Regions from separate parts of the Mus musculus genome. Here region 2 is linked to region 1. A link is a loop called in an ENCODE intact Hi-C map of the cell type or tissue named here. Cell type or tissue: gastrocnemius. All regions are shown on one strand.

Region 1 (8,000 bases):
TCTGAGATGGAAAGACTAAGTCCTTGACTGTGTCCAAGACAAACTGGACCCACTGCTGCCTGTGTGGACAAGAAAGACTGGGGAAAGCATATTGCTACGTCTATTGTTGGGCACCATAGATGCCCTTCAGGCTGGAGAGCCCAGCACTTCCAGACAAAGCCACAGGGAACCCAGCCCAAGTGGGGTGGTGAGGCATGGGGGGAGCTGTCGTTTTTCTCCTGTTGCTTTAAAACCCTGTGATTTCCTGAGCAATTCTGAGGTTGCTGGCTGTGCTTTGCAGCCACCGATCTATTTAAACTTTCAGTATTAGAGATCTCAGCAGTCTGTCCCAGGAGGAAATTACCTCCCAATTCAAGTAAGCCAGGTGCCCTCTTGAGACATGTGAGATTCCTGTCCCCAGCATAAACCTCCCTCTTTTCAAACTGGTAGACGGCAGTCTATAGGCCTATTACTGGAAATAGATGCATTTGCGAATTTCAACATCCTATTAGTGGTGATGATCTGACAAAATCATGAGAACGGAGATATTTGGGTGTGCAGCTGACAGCTGATTTACGTGCTAAGATGGCAAGAGAATGTAGACTGTGTCTCCAGAGAAGCCTTGGAGGAGCTGCGCAGGGTACGGGCAGGGTGAATCTGGGTGCCATTGGTATGGCATAAGCATCATCCTTGGAGTTCACAGGGACATTTACAGGATGTTGGTACTGATTCAGAAGGGCAAAAGCACAGGGGAGGTGTCCAGCCTTGCAAAGACAGCGACCATTGCTTATACACCAGTCTTCTTGAATCAGGGCTGAGCTGACACAGTGACATCAACCAAGGTACATTTCTTTTCCTCAGATGTAATAATTTAACTGAAATTGATGAAATGAAATATATTTTAGAATCATTCTCTGTCCCAGTGAGATTGGACCATGACAGGAATATATTGAGTTATGAATGTTTAAATGTGGTTGTCAAGGTGTCAAGGGACTCATCCCCTCTCCCAGGATGCTGAGCAAGACAAAAAGGACTGCTTTTATCAACAGGGCCATTCAGGGTTCCTCCAGGCTATGGGACCATTTAGCCAGCATCTTCACTTTCCTTTTCCGCCCAGACCAGTGTTACCTGAGTCTATATTGGCATTTGTGCTTGCTTAAGCTACATCCATACAAAAAAAAAAAAATGAATCAGGCCCATTAGTTTGATTTCAGTAGAGATAGGGAAGGTAATGGATTCCAGGGTTGCTTGCCATTTAATTTAGATGTTAAAATATTGCATGTGATTGACCTAGATCCATCACTGTGCCTGCCATAGTAAGTTAGAAAAGCATAGCAAAGGATGTTGGCAGCTTTTGCAACTTATCACTTGGGAAACATCTGGTTACTCAGGGAAAATAGCCACAAGTCCAGATGGAATTGGGGGTTCAAGAATGAGGTTGGAAGGAGAGGTTGTCATTGTATGTTTTATTAAAACTATCACCATTTAAGTAGGCTAAAAAGTGGGCATCCATCCTGATTGAAGTAGAACACTGACTTCATGAACAAACACAAAACACCCATCAGTTTGCAAGGCATTTTCTGTATAGACTACATCTGTAGTGGATAAAGACCATGAACCTATGCATCTGGTTCAGCGCCTCACTCTGGGAAGGGACTAGGACCTGTGAAGATGGAAAATGTTGGTAGAAAGGATTGAGACTTGGAAGAGGATATAAGAATATATTCTATCTAGTTCCCACCCCTGAAGAACTCAGCAGTCAGCCCAGAAAAATTCCAGTCCCATATCTGCCACCTATCCTTGTGCAAATACCTTAGTCACTCTGTAATGGTCCTCCTCTGTAAAATTTCATCTGCAGAATACATGTTTCAAGGAGCTGTGTCTTGAGCTGTAAGCAGCTCAGTGGTGGCACTTTCTGAATGTGCATGACGCTGCGAGTTCCATCCTCACTGTAGTAAAACAGACAAACAAACAGAGCCATTTGAAGATTTAATGACTCACCACATAGAAAGCTCTTTGAAAGATATTCGATATCGATTATAAACACTTACATGTTAATTATTATTGTTATTAAATGGTGTTGCCACCTTGCTTTGCATCAATCAATCAATCCATCCTTATGCTTAATTAAGGTCTGAAATTTCATTTTAAGAATTCTGAATCTAGGTCAGGAGATAGCTTTCATGTACAGTACTTTCAAGGAAGGCACCAGGACTTTGTGTGATGACCAGAGCCCATGTCAAAAAGCTGGGCACTGTGGCATATACTTGTCATGCTAGCACTGGGAGGCAGAACCTTAAGGCTCACTGCCTATCCATACTGGCCCAATTAGCTAGCTCCAGGCCAAAGTCATAAATCGACCAAACAAGAGAAAAAGAGTACCTGCTGATGAATGACACCTCAAAGTATCCTCTGATCTTCACATACAAGCACACACATGCACAAATGTAAACAAACACACAAAGAACTAAGCATCTACTTTGGTATAAATTAAGGTCTTTTTCTTATGCTGGTCTCACACAAGTAAAAAAGAGTCCTCTATCAAATGAGAAAGGCATGGGTGGATCCCTGAGTCATTGAAGCATTCCAACATTCCGTCTTCTATACTTACTTCCTTCTCCCTCTCTAAAGAGTGCTCCTATTTTAATTCTTACTCTTGAAAGATGGGAAACTGAGGCATGAAGAGGTCATTTGTCAAAGATTGCCCAGTTACTAGATAAAAGCTCTTTGGATCTATAATTATAAGGAGCTCAGTCTGTTAGTCTGAAGAGCAGAATTTTGTCCAGTTCCATTGCTTTTCTGTTACTATGGTTTTGTGAATCTTTCTGAACTCAAGGTTAGACTAGAAACCAGAATACATCTCCTCTCTTGGCTTTATCTAGTGAACTGACCTTGGCATCAGAGAATCTTTTCCATCTATAAATAGCGAAGTGTATGATTGCCAAATAAATAGAAGAGTATTTGCTACTGTGTAAATGCTCCAACAAGCCAAGTTATTATTACCGTGTCATCATTATAACAAGAATAATGTGCATTTATGGAATATTTTATGTCCCCCAAGTACTTCATGGCTTTCCTAATTATCCAGCCTATTGACACATTCTAATGGGATAACTGAAAGTCTTTATTTCAAGTCTATGGTGCTGTAAAACTTCAAAGTTCCTCTCAGCTAAGGATGGGAGAACCAGGGAGAGAGACATGGGGTCTATCAAGACCCAGTCTAGAAAGATGTGTGAGTGAGTTTCTCATCTAATAATACCTGAGAAAGCCAACACCTGATCCAGATCTCATTGGACAGTGTAAACCCAAAATTAATTATTGGGAAGCCCCCACTTATACTTTATTGCTCTATTTACATTTTATGAAGCCATCTGGTACTATTAATATGTTCAAAATCAGTTTAGTCTTATTTGTCATTTTACAACACAAGGAAAAGCTGGTTCTCCTCAAATGGGAGAAGCTACAGACACAGGGAGAAGGACTGCAGCCCTGATCTGGAGTATAAGCAAAGGATCAGCTTCTTAGGCTCCATGTAGGCAGCTGTGGCCAAGCTTCTGGGGATGTTGGCTATGCTTTTTAGGCTCAAACACCCAGAGGGCAGCTTGGTCCTCTGTACTGAGAGATAATCTGCATCTCCAGGATGTGCAAACCATGTTAAGAGTGGTACATGACAGGCTGAAGAACAGCAGAACAAGCCCACCAGCTGCCCTCCCTGGGCACCAAGCTTCAAAGAGCACATCCAAACTCTCCCTGTCTCCAGCCAGGCCCATCTGCAAGGGCATCCCAAGGGCCATACACATGGATGGAGTCTACAAGCCATCGTGTTCTTTTTTCTGTTGTTTAGCATCCTTAGGACACAGCTGAGTGATCCCCTCAGAGGTAGCGTAGGGAGACCAGAAGCCACCATCAGCCAATCTTGGCTTGGGGACTGACTAATGGCAAACTGTTCTTTCCCAAGCTCAACCCAAAATGAGCAGCTGCTGCAGGATTACAGAACATTGGACCTTCTCTGGTTTCATTTTAAATGTTATCTCAGCTGGGCAGTTCTTGCAAATGAGCATCCCCAAACCCACTTCCTTCCCAGCTTCCCTCCTCCCACCAGATACTCTACCCACATATGCTCTGGCCAAAGCCAGGGCCTACAGTGGTGCACATTAGCTAAATTGTGGCTTACTTGCCACTTTGGAGATGTTCCCAGACAAGCTTCTCTGGCTTAACACTTGGTTGCTAATGACAAGAACTGGTTGGTCAGATGTGGCTGAAGGAGTTCCTTCCAGGCCAACATGGCACAGATGAGCATTGGGGAGCTTTAATCTATAACCCATTCTCAGCCCCTGTGAAAGCTAAGGCAGGGATACCTGTTTGGGGGATTTGTTTTTGTTTTAAACAATAGAAACATCCCACTGCTATAGAAAAACATGTACTATCTAACTGTCTCCAATCATACCCTGCAGGGTTCAGAAACACAAAACAAAGACTTTCATTGATTGTGTGGAGGAGACAAGACGAAGGTTTTCTCTTTCTGAATGCTCCCCCGATGCAGTTTCTTCTCTCTGACCCTTGTCCCCTCGTTTTTCTGATTCTGTGTTTTTCTCTTATTTTTATCATCCTTCCCTGCTACAAGACACCAATGAGGTTAAGTCATTTTTTTATAAGAAAGAGAAATAATTAAAACAATGATATGCTTCATTAGTCATCTCTACCAAAAGCTGCAGTTGGTTGATTCCCAGGGTCTGCTACCTTTTTTCCCTATAGCCTCTCCCGTTTCTCTGTGTCCTTCTAAACAGTGCCACAGAACTGGTTGTAGAGGACTTTCTTATAGAAAGCAGTTTCATTTCCAAAGCTATTTCTGAATTTATACTCATTGCTCTGTGTGGTGGGCAAGGACATTGCTTACACCACTGGGCTAGAGGGACAGACCTGTATGTTTGAGTGTTACAGCCAGAGGCTAGACTGTTTTAAGGAGGGTTGGTCTTAGCAAAGTACTGAGTTCTACCTGGACTGGAGAGCGCCCAGAATGCCCACATCCTGGCTTATGACCTACCTGGGGAGTGTGGGATCACCTAAAAGCAAACACTCAGAGAAAGATAAACCAAAATCTAACCCTAGCTCTCAGATTATTTCTAGAATTAAAGCTAGATGTACCTATGTTCTACGTTGCAGTCACGGAGAAGGACCGCAGCCTTGAACACAGCCCAGCCAGCTCTGCTTGGCTTCTAACATTATAAATTATGTAGCTGTCTTCATCTATTATTTAGCATAATTTATTTTGGACATTTGTATCAGCAGTTTGTAGACAAAATAAACCAGAAGCCAAAGAAGGAGTAGCAGATGAAAATGGACATGTGTGATGGAAGACAGGCAAGGAGAGGAAAGGCTTAGAAACCTCATGCTCCTCCATCAACCAGACAGGAACGTTTTGATGTGAGGACAGGAAGTGAGGATGAGTGCAAGGTTCTAGGAATAAGCAGGGCACGTGGTCACTTATTTCTATATCCCTATTTACTTACCTTAGACCTTTGGATTTTCCTTGAGGAGTATCAATCTCCCTGGCAACTACATGAATTGCATGATGTAAGAAACAACATCCTGCCTCCACAGCAGCAGCTCATATAATGGATTTGCCACCATGCAAGGGTCTTAGGAGCTCTCTCTGCCCCTTGATGAATCCTAGCAGTACTCACCTCCTTGCTGATCGACTCCCAGCTTATTCTCCAGTTGCCTGTGTGCATCTGAGGGCTCTGTTCTTACTTTCTCCTCACCTGGCTCAGTGCTCTCTTAGATTTTTGGGGTACCCTCCATTGCCTTTCTGTTGTAATGGGCCTTCCTGAGTGTCTCTTTAGACAGTTTATCACCCTTGAAATGTCTCCTCAGCCCTATCTACCACTGGCCCAAGAGCCAATGGATTTGGGCCTGATATATTCAGACTGATGTCCAAACTCCTGCTTGCAAGGTGTTGTTTGTTTTTGCTGCCCTGGCCATAGGGAGCTTTAGGAAAGCAGAAGATCCAAGGTTGACTAATGGGGAAAGAAAGCTTCTTCCCACTGCAGCCACAGAAAGCCAGCTCTGTCCAATCAGACTTATCCAGAAGAGGAGAACATTAGGTATTTTTCCTTGTCCTTGGTGTCTACTCTGCTAATCAAGAACAGTTGAAATGGCTGAGATCACAGCATAAGTCCAATTGGCTAACACGATTCCAAGTCCAGTAATTATGAGACCAAATTGACACAGGTCAAAACTCATTAGCCAGCGTATATAAAAACAGCCTTCTGTATTAACATGTTTCTGTGCAGCCTGTGCTGGTGTGTGGTGTGTGTGTGTGTGGTGTGTGGTGTGTGCTGGTGTGTGGTTGGCTTAATTCTCATATCACCTCTGGATGTTCAGAGGTTAAGACTGCACTCTCACTCATGAGCGTTTGCCTCCTTTTCTGAGATTCCACCTTATATGGGCAGTAAAAACAAGCTGTGGCTCTTTGTAGCCCAAACCACAGAAGAACCTTGGGATTTCCTGGACAAGGCACTACAGGACACATGGGTAGTAGTTCATAATTTGTACCTCCATCCACTAAGTAAGATGTTGTAGAAGAAGGTACTGTGTCTGAGTCCATGTCATTTTGCTGAGATCACACAGCTAACATAATGCAGAGAGAAGGCATGTGATGTTCTTAGAAGCACAAGACCAAGTCATCTTTAGGGACCCAGATTTCTTAAATTGCTCTGGCTTGGTAGTCCTGTGTATGAAGAGCTTGTTATGTTCAGATGACCTAAGCAGCTCACCATCCTGTATCATCATGAGTAGGACTGCCCATTACGAGCTGCCAAGGGAGCAGTTGATGAGAATGACCAGCTAAAGACTGGAAATGGCAGTAGTCAGGTCCTTGCTGTGTCATACAAAGGACAGCAGCTGCATTTAGGACAGCAGCTGCATTAGAGCATCATAACATAGTTGGAGACTCTAAAAAAATGGAAAGTTGGTTCGGGTAATAACAAAAGATACTGAATGATTTCCCATTCCCATTTCCACCAAGAAAGATGGAGAGGCCATATAACAGTGAGGTTAGTCTCAACCAATTTTGAGTCTCTGACTCACTACTGAGAACTGGGGCCCTCCTACAACTGAGCACAGAAATGCAGTGAAGAACATTTTGTAAAGAGACTCTAAAGGGCATAGGGTTCCTTGGCATGGGGATACTGCTCTGCACTTAGGGGTCCCTGAAGCTCCTTTTGAGTCAGGCTTTAAAATGGTAACATGAGGAAGTACTTGGGGCTTTAACAGCTGAGAGTTTGGAGAAAGGATATAGCGGTGATGGAAGACAATATATACTGTGTGTAGGATTCTAAAACCGGAAAGAACATTCTTGGGCAGGCAGGCAACTCTTCTGCATAAGGAGGTTAAAACCACTTCAAAATCCTTAGGCTAGTTTAAGGTCTGTAAGGCTCCATGCTATTCACAGATACATCTTTAGTTCTGACCTCAGGCCTGCCAGAACGCTACAGCATGGGAGATAATTAAAGGCAGCTTAGACAGTTCTCTCAGGCCACATGAAAGAGACTGCCATTCAGAAGAATGGGTGAGTTTTAGCTTTTCAACGATCTTATCCTTGTTTTCTTTCCTAATATAGTTCCCAGGTGCATGCCTCTAACAGCTCCCGGTGATTAATCCTGGTGTGACTCACACACAAAACTTGGACTCCAATTACGTTGTTACCTTCTAAGGAACTCAGATGAAGATATCATACAACCTGCTTCCCTGTTCTTCTTCTACCAGTGCTCCACTGGGTCCTGGGGACCTGACATACATTACCAATCTTCCAGTTTGGAAAACAGCTGCAGAAACCCAAATGCTAGACTCCTGGGCCAGCTCACCCACTCAGAATGGTAGTCTAGGTGAGAAGGAATGGATGGTATTATAATATTGATCCAGGAACAAGGTCAAGGCTTGTCAAGGACAGGTTAGCACTGAATTGATATGATCTTACTGTAACTACTCTGTAGCCAGAATCTGACTAAAATGAGTGAATA
Region 2 (8,000 bases), 180 kb before region 1:
TTCATAACCACCCCTGGAGGCTATGGTCTTCATTGCTTCTTTACACAAGCCAACTGAACTGTGCTATGTATTTCCACCCAGAGTCAGAGTGTCTTTTACTAAATGGGAAGATAAGTCTAGAGGGGTTACAGGTATGCAGCTGCTTTGATGACATTCAAAATGAGAGGTGTTCATGTTCACTGATCCTTTTTGTGTGAGGGAAGAAACCTTGTCCTTTCCTTTCGTCTTACACTGATGGATGTACTTGGAGATAACATGAAAAGGCTACAGTTGAGGGGAGATGCACCTTCCTATTATTTCCTGCCACAGAAACATGGTAAAACTAAGGGTTTGAAAAACTTTGAGCTTTATTCTCAGCTCTACTCATGGAACATGTCATTTGTTCATTGATAAATTGATGGGCAGAAATAATATCTGCCCAGAACCTCTTAGGTTTGTGATAATAATACAAAACAATGTATGTGAGGACAATAAGTGACTGTTAACAGAAACAACCAAAACCACTACTAAGATTAAGGGGTAATAATACAGAAACTATATGATATAAGGAGTGAAGCTTATACAAACAGCAAGGCCCAGTCTGGCCTGGTTAGCTACACACCATCTTCATGGTTCCTTTCCTATAACTTCTGGCTGCCCCTGGCCTCTTTTGGCCTAGCTCCTTTCTCTTAGAGGATTCCTTTGAGAACTGCACTGGTCCCTAATGATGCTTTCCAAGGCAAACTGAGAAAATAATTTCCAGGGATTGGCTCATCAGCCACCACTTTAAAATAATAGTGGGGTCAAAGAGTACTTGTGAGCCTTGCTTTGAAAGTTCAGATGTGGACTAAAGATTATTCATCCTTTTTAAAAGTTAAATCACATTAAGTCCTCCTTACCCCTGTCCCTGAGCTCTCTAGTGTGACAGGGACAGGTGGGAAGAACTTCCCACCATCTACAACTATTGTGCATGCCCTCCTTAGTTCTTGACATTTGAGGACCCTGCATCTTTCATGCAAGCTTGGGAGTTTACTATGTATGCCTCAGTTTCAGCATTCTTACTTAGCCTTCATCCACTACAATTTTGATATACATTTAATTCCTCCGGGTAGTATTTGGAATTTCACCCACCTGTAGGTCTAGCCAAGGGAGATTCAAGTGTAAGAAAACTGGAGGGAAGAATGAAAACTTCTGACTAACTGCAGGGAACCATGACTGGATTTGAAAGCACACTGTTAGTGTAGGTCAAGGGATGAGTGGTCCTGTTATTTCTAAAGTTAAGTTGGAGCTTCTTCTGAATTACTGCTGTACTTCACAAAGCCTTTCCTGGCAGCAGGCAGAGGCGAATCAGAATACACAACAAATCGTGAAGGGATGTTTTTGCTTTAGTGCTTTATTTAAAATATATTTCTTCTTTAGAGCCCATTTGGAGACTTGCTACTGCTTTGCTTTGTTTCCCCAGCAACATCAAAAGAGCCAATGGAAATGAGAAATTTCCCCTTAACATATCTATGCTTTCACTCAAGGGGAGAGGGAAAAGCACCCAGCTCCCCCCCCCTCCCCCAACTTCTAAACCACTTCCCAAAATAGAGCCAGACAGCAAGACAAGCCAACTCATGCCTCACAACCTTCCAACCCTTCTCAAGGGAGCAATTACAACCTAGAGAAAAAGATCCTGAATGCATGGCCCCTTAAAGCAGCTGAACATGTGTGTGGGTATCTCCTGCCCTGCCTCTCTTCCGTAATACTCACAAGAAAAGCAATTTACCAGGGGACTCAGGAGTGTGGAGGTATCAGATGAGTTCAGGGTAAGTGTCTAACCACACAGATTTCAAATAGAAACCTTAAGGCCATTCAACCCATGCCTGCTTGTTCATATGCTATCCTAGTGTAATACTAGCTCTCATAGGCTGTGAGTAAGCCTTGTTCATCCCAGGCAGTTCCAGGATCCTGAGCATCAAATTAAAACATCATGGCTTTAATTTTCATCCTGAAGGCTTGGCATGATCTGTCTTCTCAGTTGGCCTTATTCTTTATTACTTCTTCACCGTCAGCACATCTTTCCTTGGCCTATCTCTGCCCATCTTCTGTTTACAGATAAATGATGAAGGCCTACCCACATGTTCTCAGAGTACAGGACATTTCTCATGATTATGGGACTCACATAGTGTGATGTTTTCTGTCTCTCTGACTAGACTGTCAAGCCCTGTAGGCAAGAAACATTTTTTTGGAAGATTAACTCATTCTATTTTATGTGAGTATTTTGCCTGCATGTATGTATATTCAGTACATATGTGCATGGTACCCAGTTGCATCTCTTAGAAATGGAGTTACAAATGGTTTTGAACCATCATGTTGGAATTGAACCCAGGTCCTCTGAAAAAGCAACAAGTATTCTTAACCATTGAGCCATCTCTCCAGCCCCAAGACTTTATTTAGTGCCTATGGGGGCATACAGCTCTTATCTTTGATCTAGATGCTTAACTGATGACTAAGCCTTTAACTTAAACTATCATCCTTGTTTTGAGTGGAATTGAGTCTCTTACTATTGATATGATTCAGAGTAACTATCTGATATCTGAACTGTGATTTGTGGCCAGTAATTCAGATGGCAGAAAAATTCAGGCCAGCAAGATAACCCAGGTGGTTAAAACATTTGTTGCCAAGACTGATAACCTGAATTCAATCAACAGAATCCACATGGTGGAAGAAAGGAATTTATCCCCTTTGCCTTACATACTAGTAACATGGTGTATACACACACACACACACACACACACACACACACACACACACACACGCATGTGCACATGCTCACACACAAAATTAAAAATAAATAAATGAAAACCAATAGATTAGCAGATCTCAACTTGTGGGTCACAACCTCTTTAAGGGTTGCATAACAGATATCTTGCATATCAGATATTTACATTAAGGTTTGTAACAGTTGTAAACTTACAGTTATGAAATAGCAATGAAACAATTTTGTGGTTGGGGGTCATTGCAACATGAGGAGCTTTATTAAAGGGTTGCAATATTTGGAAGGTCAAGAGCCACTGGCAAAGATAATATATGTAAGAAAATGACTTCAAATATGGAGCTTAAAAGCAGATCTCAGCAGCAGGAATCATAATTGTGCTTAGATTAGATTAATTGTGCTTGTATTAGAGAAATTTCGTTGCTTGAATCTCCCATCCGGAGACAAGGTGTTTTTAGTTTCTAATCATGGATCAAATATTCTCGATGGTAATATCAGCATTCCTATCCCTCACTCCAAAGATTTTTCTCCACCACCTCCTAATCACATTCTTGCTTTGTCTGTTGAGTTTTCTGAACTCACCACTTAGGCCTGAAAGATCCCTGGCATGAGCCTGCAGAGCCCTGTTTTATGACCAAAGAGCCCTGGCTCCAGAACTGAGCTCTCTGTTGCTGCAAATGTGTCTACACCCCAGTTTCACCATCTGTGAAGCCGAGCTTGTGCTGCTTGCTGTTCTAGAGGGTCATTGCCTCCTTCTGTTGGCAATCTACATTCGTTCTGTTTGATCTTCCTGCTGTTTGTTTCTCTGTCCAAGGTATGTACCAGGGACATAGAGGGAGCCTGTAGCTGAGTAGGTGTGAAAAAAAAAAAAAATCAAACCTTAACAGAAGATAGGGAGTGGTTGGCAGAGATAGAGATGAAGTTATTCAATGGCAGAGAGGTGAATGCATTCAAGTTTGCAGCCCTCAGAGGCCATGATTACATTCTAGGATTGCAAACTGCCAGGCACACAGCAGGTGTTCAGCTTCTAGCAATACACCCACTCATGGAGCTGAAGAGGCTGGAGAAGTTCAGAGCTTTGTTTAGCTGGTGAAGCAATGATTCAGGGTGTTTCAGAATTATTACCTAGATTTCAGATCCTTGAGGGCCTGGTTCAGGAGGTCTGGGGAAAGATGAAAACTTTTATGTGTTTAAGAAGTGCCCCAAGCAATCTTGGTGGAATTTTCTGATCTGGCTCCCTTTCTCTGAGGTAATTTTCCGACCTGTGAAATCCTCTCCTGTGGGAGGCAATTAGAACCTTGAGAGATAGGGAGTGAAAAGTGGAAGACATCCAGAAATAAGCCTGGGCAGAGGTAGTTGTGACCATTTGTGTTCGAGAACTATTGTCTTCTGAGGTGGCGAACTAAACAAATGTGAGTTTCTGAACACTAGCACAGTCCCTGCATCTCTATTCCTGCATGGAGCACTGGAAGGTAGCAGGCTTCTATCACCTCCACCATTGCATGCTGGGACATACTCCCATCACGATGCTCTCTGAAGCACAAAATATGCATCTAATAGACTGTCATTTTTCAAGGGAGAAACTCACATGTAAGCACACGCATTGACCTTTATTGCTTTATATTGTGAAATACAATAGAATCTGAAGATTGACCACTCTAGTTAACCTTCAACTCCTAACTCTAGAGATTAAAATTGGACATTAATTCAAGCTTTGTCTTTTGATATTATCTCTAGGTGTTACTGTCTAGGCTACTAATAGAATACCCTAAAAAGTATTCTGGGATTATTCTTTGTGCAAGTCTCATCATTATAAGATGTATTTTGTATTATCCAAAGCAGTCTTTGCTGTTAGGCTTCAGCTCCTACCAAGAGGGGAGAAATACGTTTCTAAGCAGCTTGAAGATGAAGGCAAGTAGGAAGAGTCAGAGGAGGATAGAGTGTACTTCATTCCCCAGGCTGACTTTTGGAAATCATGGCTGGAAAACAACATTCCAGGTTCTCTTGCACCAGGTGATCACTGATGTATTTATGCCTCTGATTAATGAACTTTGCAAATTAACCTCCGCACTGCTCTGTAATTGCGATTAAGGTTTCAAAAAATCACTTAAGCGTATGTTTCCGCTACTTCAGACCCTATTCCAGCCGGATGGCCAGCTCCCTATGCTGATTTCCCAAAGATAATGCCAGTCTCCTGACCTCTGAATTTACAATTAATTACCGCATTCAGCACCTAAATTACCCCCATTCTTGGTGTGCCTGGCTTTATCTCTCTGCACACACAAGCCTGGCTTTTAATTAAAGGCCCTCCAAATTAAATGAAAACAAATTCAATTATTACATCTCATTGGAAGAGCTCACAGCATATCCTGACAGCATTTATCCAATGGGCAACCTAGGGAGAGCTCAGCTCCCACGACTTAAATTAATGTGCCCAGTAAATGATTTTTCTTATCATTGCCTGAACAGGTTTTCTGCCACTGGGTCAGCTCTAGCTGTGGTCTTCACTGTCTCTGGTGAGTGGGGGGTGAACCAACATGTGTTCTAATACAATTCCTCCTTTCTCTATCTGTTCTGATCACGCCTTATTTCTTATTCTCCTTTGCATAGAAGGAGAAGGTCTCCCATTCTGCTCCCTTTGTGACTAGGAGATAAATACCCTCCAGTCTCTGTAAGTCTAGAGGTACAGCTCCAACATGCACCTCATAAATTTAGATCCTTATCCAGGGCATTTAGGGATATCCAGGGGACCATGAGTATATTCTTGAATCCCTATGCAGCCTGAAGTATAGAGAAATGTGCACTGAATTGCAATTATTGTTACGATAGATCATAACAATAATCATAATAATAATGTGTTCATTGAGAACTGTAATGTTCCAGGCATTGCAAACAGCACACAATTAGACACCGTCCATCCCCAGTGGACCTATTATATTTGTGGAAGCAAAGTAAGCTCTAAACAAACAGAGCAACAGAAATGAAGTGTAGGGAGAGTACAAAAGGGAAGAAATAATTTCCTTTCTGGTTCCTGGCCAGCAGAGCCATGTATTTTTCTCCCTTGCATGGGACACAATGCTTAGTCTTCACTTTGTCCTGGGTTTCCTCTGTGGTGTAAAACTCTTTAACTGGAGAGTGAGAGGGCTGGTAAAAGGAGGAATATCCTTGGATGGGAGGCAAGAAAGTAGATCCGCTATTGCTGTAGAAGTGGGCATCATCTGAAGCTTTGAGATATAGGTTCAAGACAGATCCTGTTGTCTCTGCTCAAGGCTTGCAGCAAGGCTGTGGAAGGGCTGCTTCCATAGGCATTGGGCCAGATTGCAAAGAAATATCTAGGCGAGACAAGAAGCTAGAAGCAGAGGTGAGTCGATCTGTGTGAAGATCAGCAGCTTTCAGGTCTTCTGTGTCTCATATCCTATGGTGGAGGAAGGAAGGTTGAAATGCAGATTATGACAGAAAGAACACATATATACAAGTAGTAGGGGGCAAACCTGGGGAACAAACCATGGGCTCTGAAAGTAGAGCTGAGATCCTAAGCCTGTGGCTGCCAGACACAGTCTGCCTGGTGGGTCATGTTCCCCCAAATACAGTCCACACTCTCTAAGGAACCAGGGGTGCCTGTAGAATTCTGTGGAACATCTGAAATTCCAAGAGAAGGGCACGGTTAGCAACCATGAGCTTCCCTAGTGTCTCCTGGTTGTGTCATTGAGATGGGAAAGTCAAGTGTTTAAAGGACTGGAGCCACAGTGTCCTGTTTCTTCACATTCTTGGTTGAGCAAGCATCCTTTATAGTTGCCTTTGCTGGGTGCCCTGCTTTGGTGCCTGAAGCAAGCCCAACAAAAGCCTGTTAGGGATAAACAAACAAACTGATTAACAAACAAACGAATTGAACCTCTCAAGATATTGTACTCTGATTGGGGCATGGAAATCTACATGCATGAGGAAATTGTAAAATGTCAAGTGCCATTTCCCTGTGATGATTCCTATAGTTGCTCCATGTGTTTATGATACATCGTAACGTATTATGTAGTTATTATCTGCTTATATCTTATTCTGCACTAGAACAGACTTTGCAAATTGACTTGTAGCTTTGGGAAATTTTAACCCCACCCCCACCACGTCTATGATCAGTACTGCTTCTGGCATTCAGCACTTCTCACCTAAGATCAGGTGAGACAACACCTCAATTCAAATAACTTTGACCATAACAGTCTCAGCCTCCTTTGGACACCTCTTCCACTTTCTGTTTCTCTATTAAGCATCGCTTAACCAGCCTAGTCTCATCTATGACCTATATGAGACAGTGTAGCCTCATGGTAAAGAGGCATTTGTATTGGGTGGAGTTGGAGATATGGCTTGACAGTTAAGAACACAAGAATATATTTCTCAAACAGAAAACTTGAGTTTGTTTTCTAGCATCCATTTCAGGTATCTAACACATATAAACCCAGCTGATGTCATTTTTTTTCTAACTTGTGGAAAATTGTACTAAGATGCATTTACCTGCATGTGTACATACACACATGTATGTGTGCTGGCACACACTCACTTGTGCATACACATGCACATGCTGACACTTGAAAATAATAAAATGTGTTTAAAAACAAGACAAAAAACAAAAACAAAAACAAAACCTTAGCCACCTGGGTGACCTTGGAAAGTCACCTTGTCCCTAGATTGTAAGGATGGGAAGGAAGACACTGATACTTGACTGTGGTTAGGATTACTTAAGTAATGAAAGCTGTGTGCACTGAGGTCATACTCAGCATGTGGTGTTATGTGAGTGTTAGCTTTTGTTTCTCCCAGTCCTGAAGGGATTGTAGGATGCTATGTGCCCTCTGAAAATATCTCTTCATGTCTATCTGCTCAGGCCAGCAAACATAATTGGAAGCAATCTCTTTGTAGAGGTAATCAGGTTAAGATGAGGGTAAACGAGAAGACCGATGGCACTAAAAGGAGATGAATTAAGACTCATGTCAAGGAAGATCCGAAGACACAGATAAACAAGAAATGCCATGTGAGGAAGAGAGTGGAGATTGGAATGGTGTGTCTACAGGAAGGAGCTACTTCAGACACACAAAGCTGATTCTCCCCCACAGCTTTTAGAAGAAACTGTCCTTGTCACTGTCTGGATTTTGGATTTCTAACCTCCTGTGAAGGAATAAATATCTGTTGTTCATAACTACTTAGTTTATGGTAATTGACAGGCTGTGTAAGCACTGCTCTGGGGAGTCACTGAACATCCAATGGTAGGAGAGCTTGG

What was found. A loop is a pair of places that touch in the nucleus more often than their neighbours do. Peaks named below come from ENCODE experiments on the same cell type or tissue, not always from the same donor. Only the 100,000 strongest peaks of a DNase experiment are listed, where the experiment ranks them.
Region 2: a loop joins it to region 1, with 1.9 times the contacts of the local background. A loop is called at or near these places in 2 of 42 quality-filtered maps.

What each region holds. Positions count from the first base shown.
Region 1 is chr9:28,098,102-28,106,101 of GRCm38, forward strand. All of the region lies in intron 1 of Opcml (opioid binding protein/cell adhesion molecule-like), which reads left to right. Among named protein-coding and RNA genes, the nearest start is that of Gm39313, 290 kb to the right of the region's middle. In gastrocnemius, no CTCF peak of the experiment used is centred here; DNase peaks (open chromatin) are centred at 3,758 and 4,089.
Region 2 is chr9:27,920,742-27,928,741 of GRCm38, forward strand. All of the region lies in intron 1 of Opcml (opioid binding protein/cell adhesion molecule-like), which reads left to right. Among named protein-coding and RNA genes, the nearest start is that of Opcml, 130 kb to the left of the region's middle. In gastrocnemius, no CTCF peak of the experiment used is centred here; DNase peaks (open chromatin) are centred at 3,430 and 3,733; H3K27ac peaks cover 1,306 bases.